Linked DNA regions of Homo sapiens: all the other regions are linked to region 3. A link is a contact called in ENCODE Hi-C or POLR2A ChIA-PET data. All regions are on one chromosome and are shown on one strand. Each heading gives the region's core, a stretch centred on a gene start or an enhancer-like site at or near the end of the contact. The rest is flanking DNA. Distances are from core to core; before and after follow the strand shown.

What was found. A loop is a pair of places that touch in the nucleus more often than their neighbours do. ChIA-PET counts read pairs that join two places held with the same protein, here RNA polymerase II (POLR2A). Pooled maps may share reads with other maps.
Region 1: a pooled map shows a loop between it and region 3 (4-fold over the local background). The contact joins two enhancer-like sites. A Hi-C loop is called at or near these places in 1 of 168 maps with a recorded cell type or tissue (B cell), 3 of 37 single-sample maps with no recorded cell type and 6 of 50 pooled maps. POLR2A ChIA-PET finds 5 or more read pairs at or near these places in 4 of 52 experiments (CD8-positive, alpha-beta T cell, GM12878, activated B cell and 1 more).
Region 2: a map of B cell shows a loop between it and region 3 (4-fold over the local background). The contact joins two enhancer-like sites. A Hi-C loop is called at or near these places in 5 of 168 maps with a recorded cell type or tissue (B cell, CD4-positive, alpha-beta memory T cell, HepG2 and 2 more), 7 of 37 single-sample maps with no recorded cell type and 14 of 50 pooled maps. POLR2A ChIA-PET finds 5 or more read pairs at or near these places in 3 of 52 experiments (PC-9, activated B cell and activated naive CD8-positive, alpha-beta T cell).
Region 4: a pooled map shows a loop between it and region 3 (2.7-fold over the local background). The contact joins the promoter of LDLRAD4-AS3 here to the enhancer-like site in region 3. A Hi-C loop is called at or near these places in 1 of 37 single-sample maps with no recorded cell type and 10 of 50 pooled maps. POLR2A ChIA-PET finds 5 or more read pairs at or near these places in 3 of 52 experiments (activated B cell, activated CD8-positive, alpha-beta memory T cell and naive thymus-derived CD8-positive, alpha-beta T cell).

The regions. Positions count from the first base shown.
Region 1 is chr18:13,575,983-13,578,682 of GRCh38, reverse strand. The region is part of intron 4 of LDLRAD4 (low density lipoprotein receptor class A domain containing 4); the gene reads right to left. Among named protein-coding and RNA genes, the nearest start is that of MIR4526, 34 kb to the left of the region's middle. Within about 2 kb of position 1,287, at least 4 of the 41 ENCODE cell types and tissues checked have a DNase peak (open chromatin) inside an H3K27ac peak, as active enhancers do; they include B cell, where a contact is called at or near this core.
Region 2 is chr18:13,614,081-13,616,780 of GRCh38, reverse strand. All of the region lies in intron 4 of LDLRAD4 (low density lipoprotein receptor class A domain containing 4), which reads right to left. Among named protein-coding and RNA genes, the nearest start is that of MIR4526, 4.3 kb to the right of the region's middle. RefSeq lists enhancers at 271-320, 1-443, 1,381-1,450, 1,481-1,530, 2,470-2,700. Within about 2 kb of position 1,265, at least 8 of the 41 ENCODE cell types and tissues checked have a DNase peak (open chromatin) inside an H3K27ac peak, as active enhancers do; they include B cell and heart left ventricle, where a contact is called at or near this core.
Region 3 is chr18:13,135,926-13,138,625 of GRCh38, reverse strand. No RefSeq gene overlaps it. Among named protein-coding and RNA genes, the nearest start is that of LDLRAD4, 81 kb to the left of the region's middle. RefSeq lists enhancers at 322-616, 625-674, 1,789-2,367, 2,368-2,700 and silencers at 1,705-1,824, 1,895-1,944. Within about 2 kb of position 1,410, at least 27 of the 41 ENCODE cell types and tissues checked have a DNase peak (open chromatin) inside an H3K27ac peak, as active enhancers do; they include B cell and heart left ventricle, where a contact is called at or near this core.
Region 4 is chr18:13,469,626-13,472,325 of GRCh38, reverse strand. It overlaps LDLRAD4-AS3 (LDLRAD4 antisense RNA 3), which reads left to right and starts at 1,308. Exons shown (of 2, transcript XR_007066301.1): 1 at 1,308-1,532; 2 at 2,028-2,299. The region is part of intron 4 of LDLRAD4 (low density lipoprotein receptor class A domain containing 4); the gene reads right to left.

The DNA.
Region 1 (2,700 bases), core at 38-2,537, 440 kb before region 3:
CCAGCACCAGCATCTTATTCAGCTGTGTGCACGATCTGCAGGGCATGCCACAGGCTCTATAAGATCGCCACTGTCACTTCTCCCAGGTGGGCACGCCTTCTTCCGCTGAAGGTTAATACTTCTATGTGTTTCTTCTTTCCTGTCCTCTAGCTTATTCTCTGGCACCTAGCACCATGCTTGGCAAACACTGCTTGGAGGAGGACAGTTACAAAGAAGGTGGTTCCGATGACAATGATGATGTGCTGGCCAGGGAGGGCACAGGTGGAAGTGGGAGACCATCCCCATCTCCTGAGACAAGGAGGGACCCAGATTAGTCAATCTAGTTTTAGGGAAAATTTCAAGGTGTTCCAGGGGAATATAAATAACAGTTAAAATTAGAAAATAAAGTAGTAAGGTGGTAATTCATCAGACAGATGATGCCACCAATTATTTAATGGGGAAAAAGCACTTACTGAGTTTGTAGCAGGTGCTTTTAGCTGAGACCCACGGATGAGCTTCAGGGGTCTGCAAACCCCGTAACTACACATGAGACTTGGTATATTTGCATTGCTTTGGGATGAAAGTCTTTGGCCTGCTTCAGATTCTCAAAGGTTAAGAACCACTGGTTTTTAGAGATGGATTCTCCCTCCCCTGCTTGCCCCACCAAAAAGAAGTAGGAGGCACTGACCTCCCTTCCTCACAGCCACTCTCAGCCTCATTTGGGTGTGGAAAGTAAGCACAGCCTCTTTTTAAACATAATAATCAGAGCTGAGTTTTAGATATAGCACGAGAAAAGCCCATTCATGATTCCAGAGTAAGGAAACATTACAGGACAAAGCTGTGTGGTGTTTCCAGTGCCTTTTTCACCTGGAAAGCAAGAGTCCATTTTCAGGCAACCTGATTTTGTTTTCTTAAGAGGTACGCCTCACATGGCCAAACTACATTAGAATTTGCCTACAGCAAATCAATTTGCAACCGATAATGTAGCCGGTACTTTTCCTTATTAAGGTTCCATTTATTCATTAAAGAGGACTGTGCAATGCTAGAGACGCCGCACACAGAGCTCCCCTCTCCCTTCGCTTTTGCGTTTCCCCTCACTATCACCAAGAATGACTTCCCGTTTTAGTTTTCTGAGAATAAGAACATCCCCATTTCTTAAGTTTTCTCTGAGGACTTTTCTCAGTGGTTGCTCTTTTTTCTAATTACAATAGACTGAGTCATAACTCACTCTGCCCACATTTCTAACATCACCACAGTAAAAAGCTGTCCTCGGCTGAGCAAAGGCATGTTCCCCAGCAGCCAGCAAACCCATCTCAACACAGCCGCGCTTGGAGACTCAGGACTGCCGCTGCAGGGTCCTCAATCCTCCATTCTCTCAGTTCTCAAAAGCTGCTGAACATGTCCTTTGTTGTCCATTACACAACCCCTGAAATATTAGCCTAATTTCCCAAAGTAATCAAATTTCTTTCCAGTCCATGTAGGCATGGAACAGCATGCCCAGGAGTTGACTTTCCCATTATGGACTCTGTTTGTGTGACTATGACATCTGCTTCAAATCACATGGACTGAAACTTGCAGAAATACAAAACTAGCCTCATGCAAATTCGGATACTTAAAAAAAAAATGCTAAACCGCAAATAAAAACAAAAATATCACCAGGAAATTAAACCCTGTGGACTTCACTTTTTAAGTGTTGGGTCAAGACACCTGATCATATTTTCAAAAACTTATGCTAAGGATTCCTTTCCACAGACAACGACATGTTGTTTTGCTTAATGTTGTAACTTCTTTCAAAGCCAGGTCCTCCCGTCTGCTCAGCTGGCAGTTTCTCTGAGCGGAGCTCATGGGCACCCCAGGCCCTCCTGAGATGGCCACACTGTCGCCATCTCTATCCTAACACTCTACCTTCCACAGCCTCCGGACATCCCCCTGCTACAGCTGGGAAGGATGACTGCACTTACCATGACTATCTGTGGTCCCACCCAACAAATCTGAAGGTTCTGAGCTCAGAGAGCCCAGCAGAGCCCATGAACAGAGAGACAATCCACATTCTGTGAAGTGCAAAGAGAACCAGGGGTTGACTGAACTGACCCCGGACAGCACCCACCCTCCAGCTCCTAAGCTTATTTAATTAAATGGTAAATCCCAATCAAAGTGTTGAAAGCCAGAAAAGTCACAATGTGAGCTGGCAAGAATTACATGGCTTTAAGCTAGGCAAGAAACTGGAAGAGGAATCCACTTTATTTCTTTCTTTCTTTCTTTCTTTTTTTTTTTTTTTTTTTGAGACAGAGTCTCGCTCTGTCCCCCAGGCTGGAGTGCAGTGGCACAATCTCGGCTCACTGCAAGCTCCACCTCCCAGGTTCACGCTATTCTCCTGCCTCAGCCTCCCAAGTAGCTGGGACTACAGGCGCCCGCCACCATGCCCAGCTAATTTTTTGTATTTTTAGTAGAGACAGGTTTCCCCGTGTTACCCAGGATGGTCTGGATCTCCTGACCTCGTGATCCACCCGTCTTGGCCTCCCAAAGTGCTGGGATTACAGGCGTGAGCCACTGCGCCCGGCTGGAATCCACTTTCTTGATGTTTGTAATAACTTTTATGAGACAAAATATCCTCCCCAAAGACTTGCTTCATAAAAACTTCTGCACAGCAAAAGGAACAGTCAGCAGAGTAAACAGACAACCCACAGAGTGGGAGAAAATCTTCACAATCTATACATCTGA
Region 2 (2,700 bases), core at 16-2,515, 480 kb before region 3:
CCTGATGAGGCCTGAGCCATGAAGGCACTCAGCCCTGGGCACAGGAGGCAGCTCTTCCTGCAGGCAACAAAGACCCAGGGATACCTGGGTCCCAGAGACCACCATCCTCACAGCCTGGTCATCTCACTGCAGCAGCTTGGTCCCTGGCTGCAGGTGACGGTGGCCGGTGGGTGCTCCCGAAGCCCTCCCCTGAGGGCGTCAGGGTCTGGTGCGGGGCCCACACACGCGGCAGAGCCTTGCTCTGGGGACTCTGGGCAAAACCCATCAGTGGAAACAGACCTCCTTCTCGTCTTTAAGTCACAGGAGCCAGAACACTAGCAACAGAAAAGATGAGCATTGTACTCTCTTCAGGGCCACAAAGCCTCCCCAGGCAGGGCCCAGGAGATCCTCAAAGTGAAAACTGCAGTCAACAGGTTCTTGGAAACGTGTGTGAGGATTCCCAGACCCTGAGCCCTGCATTGAGATGCCCTCTCCCTCCATGACCCCCTTTCAAGCTCACGAGGGGGTGTGTGGCAACCCCCCCCCCCCCACCTGTCCTCCCACACCCTCTCAGTCATTTTAAACAGGAGAATTCCACTAAACACCCACAGCCTGTTTTCACGTGGCAGGGCAGGGAGGTGGCTGTGGTGCGTGGAGCCCAGCATCCACAGAAAGGAAAGACACCTGGGGTTTGGGTTTCGTTTTTAGGGGTTGGGGAGGAGTGGGCTGGAAAGGGGAGGCTAAGAAGAAAATGAATTCTGGAAGAACTGTTAAAACAGAAAGTTTAGAAAAATAAAACCCGCAGGAATAGTAGCATTCTTAGAAAATTAATAGGATGCTTTGGGGCTTCCAAGATGCTACACGCCTAACACGGATTCTGAACACAGACCACTGGTTGAGTTTCCTTGTTCAACAGTAACAGATGTCCACAGAAGAGTGCTAGAAAGCAGGGCACGCAAGGAAAGAAGTTGAGGCCAAAGTCAAACGTTCACATCCCCCTTCTACGGCGCTGTAGTTCATGATGCTGTAACAGATGAGTCACTGCAATGGAAATACCGGATACTTTTTAATACATCTAGTCTAAAACTTACAGGAAGGCATCCTAGCACCTTCTTTTATTATTGTACAGCAGTGACAGTGACGACAGTGATGATGGCATCTCTCTATTTTTATGGAAACATCTCCAGGAAATCCCAAGCTGCACAGTGGAGAATTACAGGAACAGAAGAAGTGGTGTGAAGTCTGTCGGTCTCTTCCCTGGTTCAATGAGGAGCTGAACTGAATCATACTAGAGGCATGAGTGTCTGCGCTATTTTTAAAGAGCTCTGGGGAAGTGTGGTTGTCCCACCTTAGGCTCCTAATATAACACTCATTTCTATTTGTGGGATGGTTAACACCATCTTCCATTTGGTCTTTCCTCCACTAATATATTATCCTTCACTGAAGTCTTATTTCTACAGTTTAATTCTTTTTAAGCTCCAGATGTGTTATGTATGCCCTCAAAGACCCTATCATGGGTCAGGGGGCAAGGTCTGGGCCCCTCATGCGTTCCTCTCTTTCCCCAGGCCAAGTAAACACCTTGGCAGGAATCCAGAAAACGATCCACGCAGAACATTGCAATGTCACAGAAATGGCCGCCCACTGGCCACGAAGCCCTGGCCCCACCCTGCGAGGTCACTTCCTACCCTACCAACAGCAGCACCCCACCTCACTCCCCTACGTGCTGGCCTTTCCTGGAGCACCAAACCCAGGGCTGGCTGACCGCAGAGCCTTACCTCCAGGCAGCCCCTTCCCCTGCACGCCTCCTGCCCCACCGCTGGGACAGACACCCACCCTCCCACATGTTGGCTGGGCCTGCTTGGCTACTGCACAGTGAACTTGTCGCATTTCCTTCCTGTCTCTGTCCTCCTCAGCAGAGACGGGTGTGGTGATGAGATGACAGTCTTAGGGGTGTCTTACTCTTTATTTATGGCTCTGTGACACTTTTAAAGTGCTGAATGTTCCTAAAGGCTGGTAAATTCTTTCCAAGATCCTCCAGAGACCGGGCGGCGGTGGTGGCAGGAAGACGGGTGGGGGCAGGAGTTGGAATCTACTTAGACTATAATTGCCTCAAGTTTGTGAACTGTTAGTATAAAAATACTCTTGGAGATTTTAATGGTTGAATGAAGATTCACACTCATTAAACACCATGGTTGAGGGGGAAAATTCAGCCTGTGTTACAAGAATGACTTCACAGCTTGAAGTACAGAAGCAAAACAATAAGAGCTATCATCATACTGATTACATTATATATTTTGAATTTTATTTTCCTTGGAGGTGGGTTGGCTACTCTACTGTATAGTACAACAAGTAGAACGAAAGGGAAAAAAGCTACCCTACAGAAATACCCAGTTTTTGGCGTCACCTGCTGGCTTTATCTTCCTTTAAAAGCTCTTTCCTAAGCCCCGATGATGGGTTCACTACCTTTGGGGACTTCCTGTGCAGCTCTGAACCCTGTTGCAGCACTTATCACTGTCTTGGTGGTATCCATTCTCTGGTCTTCTTCCTCTACAGAGTGAGCCCTGGGTCAACGCCTTGTTCATCCACAGTGTCTCAGCAGGTAGTGTGTGCCTGGCACAAAGTTGGCATTCCCCATTTAGAAGCTGGTGGAGAAGCCCTAAGAACGAAGGGACCCCAACGGCCTGACCTGCTTCAACAGCATCCAGCACAGACACGTATTCT
Region 3 (2,700 bases), core at 161-2,660:
AAAACAGAACACGGCACTTCCAAACAGCAGATCCTAATCCAGGGCAGCCTAGCCTTGCCTCCCGAGGTACAAGAGCAGGGATTCATGAGACCCCGATGATGTGGCGGCCAGCGATGGCCATCCTTTCTAGGACTCACGGGTCTGAGGCAGGAGAATAGGGTATGGAGGCAGATCACCTAAGGCCGTTTCACGCGGACTTCCTAGAACTATATTGAAAGGAAAACTCTTAACTTTCCACGCCTAAGTAACAAAAGGACCAGAGGTTACTCTTTGCAAACCCCCCACCTTTTCTGTGGGGCCGAAGGGAAACTGGCTGTCCACAACCAATCAGACTGATTGCCACCAGTCTTCCTTTGCATAGAAGTCCAACTTTGTAACTTTCACTTTAGCCTCTTAACGTTAGCTTTTTGCAACCAATCAGATGTTTGCGCAGGAGTGTGACCTTTGTAACTTCACTTCAGCCTCTGGTTGGCTGCTTTCCGCAACCAATCAGACCGATTATGGGCCACCACTTTATTTACATGAAGGGAGCACATGAGTGGCCAATGGGAAACCTCTAGCGGGTATTTGGACCGAGAAGATTGTATAACGCAGCCCTTGAGCCTGCTCAGGCCGCTCCCACACTGTGGAGACTACTTTCGTTTTCAATAAATCCCTGCTTTAGTTGCTTCCTTTTTTCCTTGCTTTGCAGCACGTTTTGTCCAATTCTTTGTTCAAAACGCCAACCTGGACAACTTGCAGTTAGGACCCTCTACCGGTAACACGACCCCTTCCCTTGTATGAGTTCATTTGATGTTCACCACCTACAAGGCCCCAGGGCTAATATGAGCTCTACTTTTCAGATGAGGAAACTGAGGCACAGAGCGGTAAAGTACCATGAGTCTGGTGGACAGACCCTTAAACTCAGGCCGCCCTGCGGCGGTGCCCTTTCTTTACGCCAGAGCGGGGGTGCCGGGACATATATGAGCACCCTGGGGAAGCCCCCAGGAGAAACAGGAAGGACTGGCTTTAGGAGGAGAGGGACGGCAGAGGGTAGGGGGTAGAGGCAAAAAGCCAGGGGCGCAGCGGCGGAGCTCTGGCGCTGGAGCCAAGGTATAGGGGCAGCGGGGCTGCGGCGGGGACCAGCCTCCCCAGCCGGGCCTCCTCCCCACCTGCGCTTCTGTGCATCGGAAGTGGGCTCGCTCCGTTGCCCCCTTCCGCCTCCAACCCCTGAAAAGCAAGACGAGGCTGAGCTCGGAGCACCGAACTGCCCCCAGAGCGCCCGGCCGCCCCCACAGCTCGCGCCGAGCGCGGACTCCCCAAGCCAGACGTTTCCTCCTGAGGTCCCCCCGCAGAGGGGTCGCCATTCCTGCTTTTGCCTGCGCCGCGAAAGCGGGCTGTTTTCGCCTCCGTCCGCCCCGCGTGGACTCGCCAGCAGCGCCGCCTCCCACCGCGACCGCAGCCTCGGCCCAGCCGCCACAGCAGTTGTCTCGATCCGGATTTCTCCTAGGCCGGCGCCTCTTGGTGCTGCCTGGGAACCCCGCAGACGCGCGCCTCAGGACCCCTGAAACACGCGCCGGCGGGGACCCCCAGTTCTGCACCCGCAGTCACGAGGCCCCGCCAGGGTGGCGACGGTTCGCTTCTGCCCGGGCCTCCCCTGTGGCTCCGAGCGCGGAGGGGAAGGTGCGGGCACCCCACTCCCTGGGGGGACTGGACTCCGTACACACGCGCCGGGCCTCGCGCCCCGAAAGGAGGCTCTGGGGCCGCCCCGCTCCTCTGGGCATTTTCTGGCACCGAAAGTGCGGAGCGAGCCCCCCAGCCGAGCACGGCTGACTAGGTTTCCCTGGCACAGGCTGCAGGCTGCTTGCCCGGCGCTGACTCCTTTCCCAGCGACTCCCGAGGGGCGGCTGTCCTCTTGCTCGGAGCCGGCGTCCCCAGCAGCGCGCCCAGGCCCTCCGTGTGGCCCGCTCATTCCCGCGGCCCGCCGGGCCGACTCCGCCGACGGCCCATGCAGACGGCCTCAGGCCCGGCGATCTGGTATTCACAGCGCAAAATGGCATTTGAATATTCATTGTGCGCATGCAGCATTTTCCAGAGAACACACAAAGATCTCTCACCACAATTATCTTGCTCCAGCTTTAAAATATTAGCTGTCACTTCTTTCACGAATCTTGTGAGAAAGTAAAGTCTTTTTTTCTTAAATTCTTTTTCCCTTGAACGCAATTACCACCTCATTCATGGCTCTTTGTGGCCACCTAATCTTGGGATTATGCCAGTGACATGACCACAAAGCAGCATGACTGACGTACCTGACAGCTCTGGCTGGTGACACGGCGGCCACAGTGAGAGGCAGCCTTTGTGGAATGAGTTCCACTGCCGCCCGCCTCGCAGGGAAGCCGGGCAGGAAGGTGTAGCCGAGAGCCGCCAGGGGACCATCCCCACCCGCGGGGACGCTTGCTTTTAACTCGAGGGCCCTGCGCACTGAGGAGCAAGGATGCCGGGGCACACCCACCTGATTCCCCCATTGTTGCCCAACATAAAACGTCTGCACCCCCATTTGGTTTGTGACTATACAGTAAAGCAACCAGGTCTGGGGACTTGGGTCCCACGGTGGAGGCCCTAGTCAGCCTTCCCCAGGCCCTCCCCACGACCGCCCTAGCCCGGTACCAATGCAAGCCCTGTGCAGCCACGCCAAGTGCAGGCACAACACAACACGTGCTG
Region 4 (2,700 bases), core at 59-2,558, 330 kb before region 3:
GCTGAATGAAAAGGAGGAAGGCCAGTGCTGTCCCATTTGCAGGCTTCAATGAGCTCGACAGCCCTGGGATCTCAGAGAGCAGAGAGCTGATCTGGTTGCAGGGACTTCAAAGACAACAGGCGCAGGAGCCCACACTGCCTCAGACTGGCCATGGCCAAGCCCCGGCTGGATGGCACAATGCGAGGCCTTCCCTGACGGCCAGGCCCGTCCACCCTCGGTCTGGGGAGGGGGTTGGCTGGGAGGTGGGCAGCGTCTTCCAGTGGTGAAGATGAAGTCACCCAAACGAAACCCTTCTGCCTACAATTAAGAGTGCAGTTTCTCTGCACAGAAGGTGGAAATCGTGTTTTTATGACCAGAGCTTCCTTCTTCCCATGACTTCCCCTTATAAGATTGTGTCTTCTCTGGGAACAATTAGATATTAATTATGCGGTAAATGCTTTTTATAGTGCCAAAGATTCTATATATGCCTGAAAGAAAATAAAATAAAACAAACAACACTGTTCTTCAAGAAAAATGGAGTCTCACCGGTGAGCAATTCTTATGAAACAGGAGAATTTGGCTTGGCAGAAGCCACGGGGCCATCCCAGGTACCACTGTGAGCTGCTCCATCCTGCCTCCGGCACCTCCTCTTCACCCGGCACCTCCTTGTGCCATCCCGAGGCCGTCATCCCTCCACCCTCCCCAGCTCCACGGAGCCCTCCAGTGCTCCAGGCCACTGACTCTCCGAGTGGGTCCCTGAACCAGCAGCATCAGCATTACTCTCTGCAAACTTGTCAGAAATGCAAATTCTCAGAACACCCCAGACCTTCTGAATCTCAGGACAGTGACCGGATGTACAAGAGTTGGAGAACCAGTGCCTGGGCCTTTTCTTCCCCTCTTCTCTCCATTACGAAAGAAAAACAATGCTACATCCCTTCCAGTGGGGAGCCCATGCGCACTGTGACACGCTGTGCTGTGTGCATTCCACCGCCACTTCTGCTCAGTGTCCCGACACAGCAGACAGTGAGAGCAGCAGGACAGGGCAAAGGTACAGCCAGTGCTCACGCTGCTGTGATCTACACACAGCCTCAGCCAGACCCAGCGCATGGGTCTAACTCTCAGGTATCTATTCAGACATGGTCTCACGGAGGGCCAGGCAGCCTTGGGGCCCAATCACAAGCCAGTTAGAAAGGCCACGGAGTACAACAATCACTGGTTAATGATGTCATAACACTTTGAGTGCTGCCTACTAATTATGACATCATTAACAATCTCCAGCACTTTGCAAAGAGATCCCCAAGTTTGCTCTTTCACCCACAGTAAAGACACTCCCACACTTTGTCTACAAACGAGCTTCTTTTCACCAGGGCAGCCTGGGCGTGGAGAGGTGAATGCAGCTGCAGTGGCCGGTGGAGAGGGAGAGGGCGGTTACCAGGGCCACAAAGACCCCTGCTAGGCATTGCGTCCTAACAGGGGTCTTTGTGGGCACTCTGCTTGCCCAAGACACTGGGGAGAAGTGGAAGTTGAGAGCAGGGCAGCGCATGGGGAGTGAGGTCAGTGCTGTGTGTGGCTGAGGAGGGTGGCTGGGATCTGGGGAAGCAGAACTGACCCCAGCAGACACCCTTGCACCCTCATCCAGGCCCATACCAGAGCAGGAAGGCGGGAGTGCCATGACCAGAGGGTCAGCGATCCACTTCCCGCAACACATCCCAGCATGTGCCTCTGACTGACAGTGACTGACTCACTAACTCAATCAACAAACATGCCTAGAGCTCATACTAGATGCCAGACAGGGGCAGGGTGACTTCCTACACATCTCACAGGGCTCAGGGCTCCAGGACATTGGCTATTTTGCTGTGGCAGACATGAATTACGTGCCACAAGGATGGTGGCCAAGTGCTGGGTTGGTGAGGTGCCGGCGGAAGGATGAGAATCCACATCTCAACCTGACAGTATGATTTTCTAACCATCCTTATACACACTTCCAAAGTGCTGAAAACTTTATTTCCTCATGAAACACAACCATTCATGAGAGATTAAACTTGCAGGTGAGAAAATACGCAGGAAACACTTATTTCTCTATGAAAATATGAGTCTGAAGAAAGTCAAGAGACTCTACAAACATTTCTGCAGCCCTCTATTGGAGATTTGCAAAGGTCTGCATGTGCACCCCTTTGGATGTCAAGGGCTTACTGAATACCATTTCCACACGGTCTATCGCTATGTCAAAGGGCAACTGCTCCACCATCATTTCTGATCCACAGACCTGTTAGATGTTAGTCTGGAGAAGGAGAAATAAAACTCAATGTTGTTAATTGCACTCCAAATAGTCCCACGATTTTTTCTAACTTTTTATTGTAGTAAAATATATATAACAAATGTTGCCACTTTAATCATTATTAGATTTATTTTTAGAGATGGAGTCTCACTATGTTGCCCAGGCCAGCCTCCAAATCCCTGGCTCAAAGAATCCTCCCTCTTCAGCCTCCCAGTAACTGAGACACAATTCAGTGGTGTTACTAACATTTGCACTGTTGTGCAACTGTCACCACCATCCATTTCCAAATCTCTTCCCTGAACACAAAACTCTGTAACCATCAAGCAGTAAAGTCTCAATTCTTCCCTCCTCCAAGCTCCTGGTAACCTCTAATCCACTTCCTGTCTCTCTGACCTTGTGTATGCTAGATATTTCATATAAGCAGTATCATATATTTGTCATAT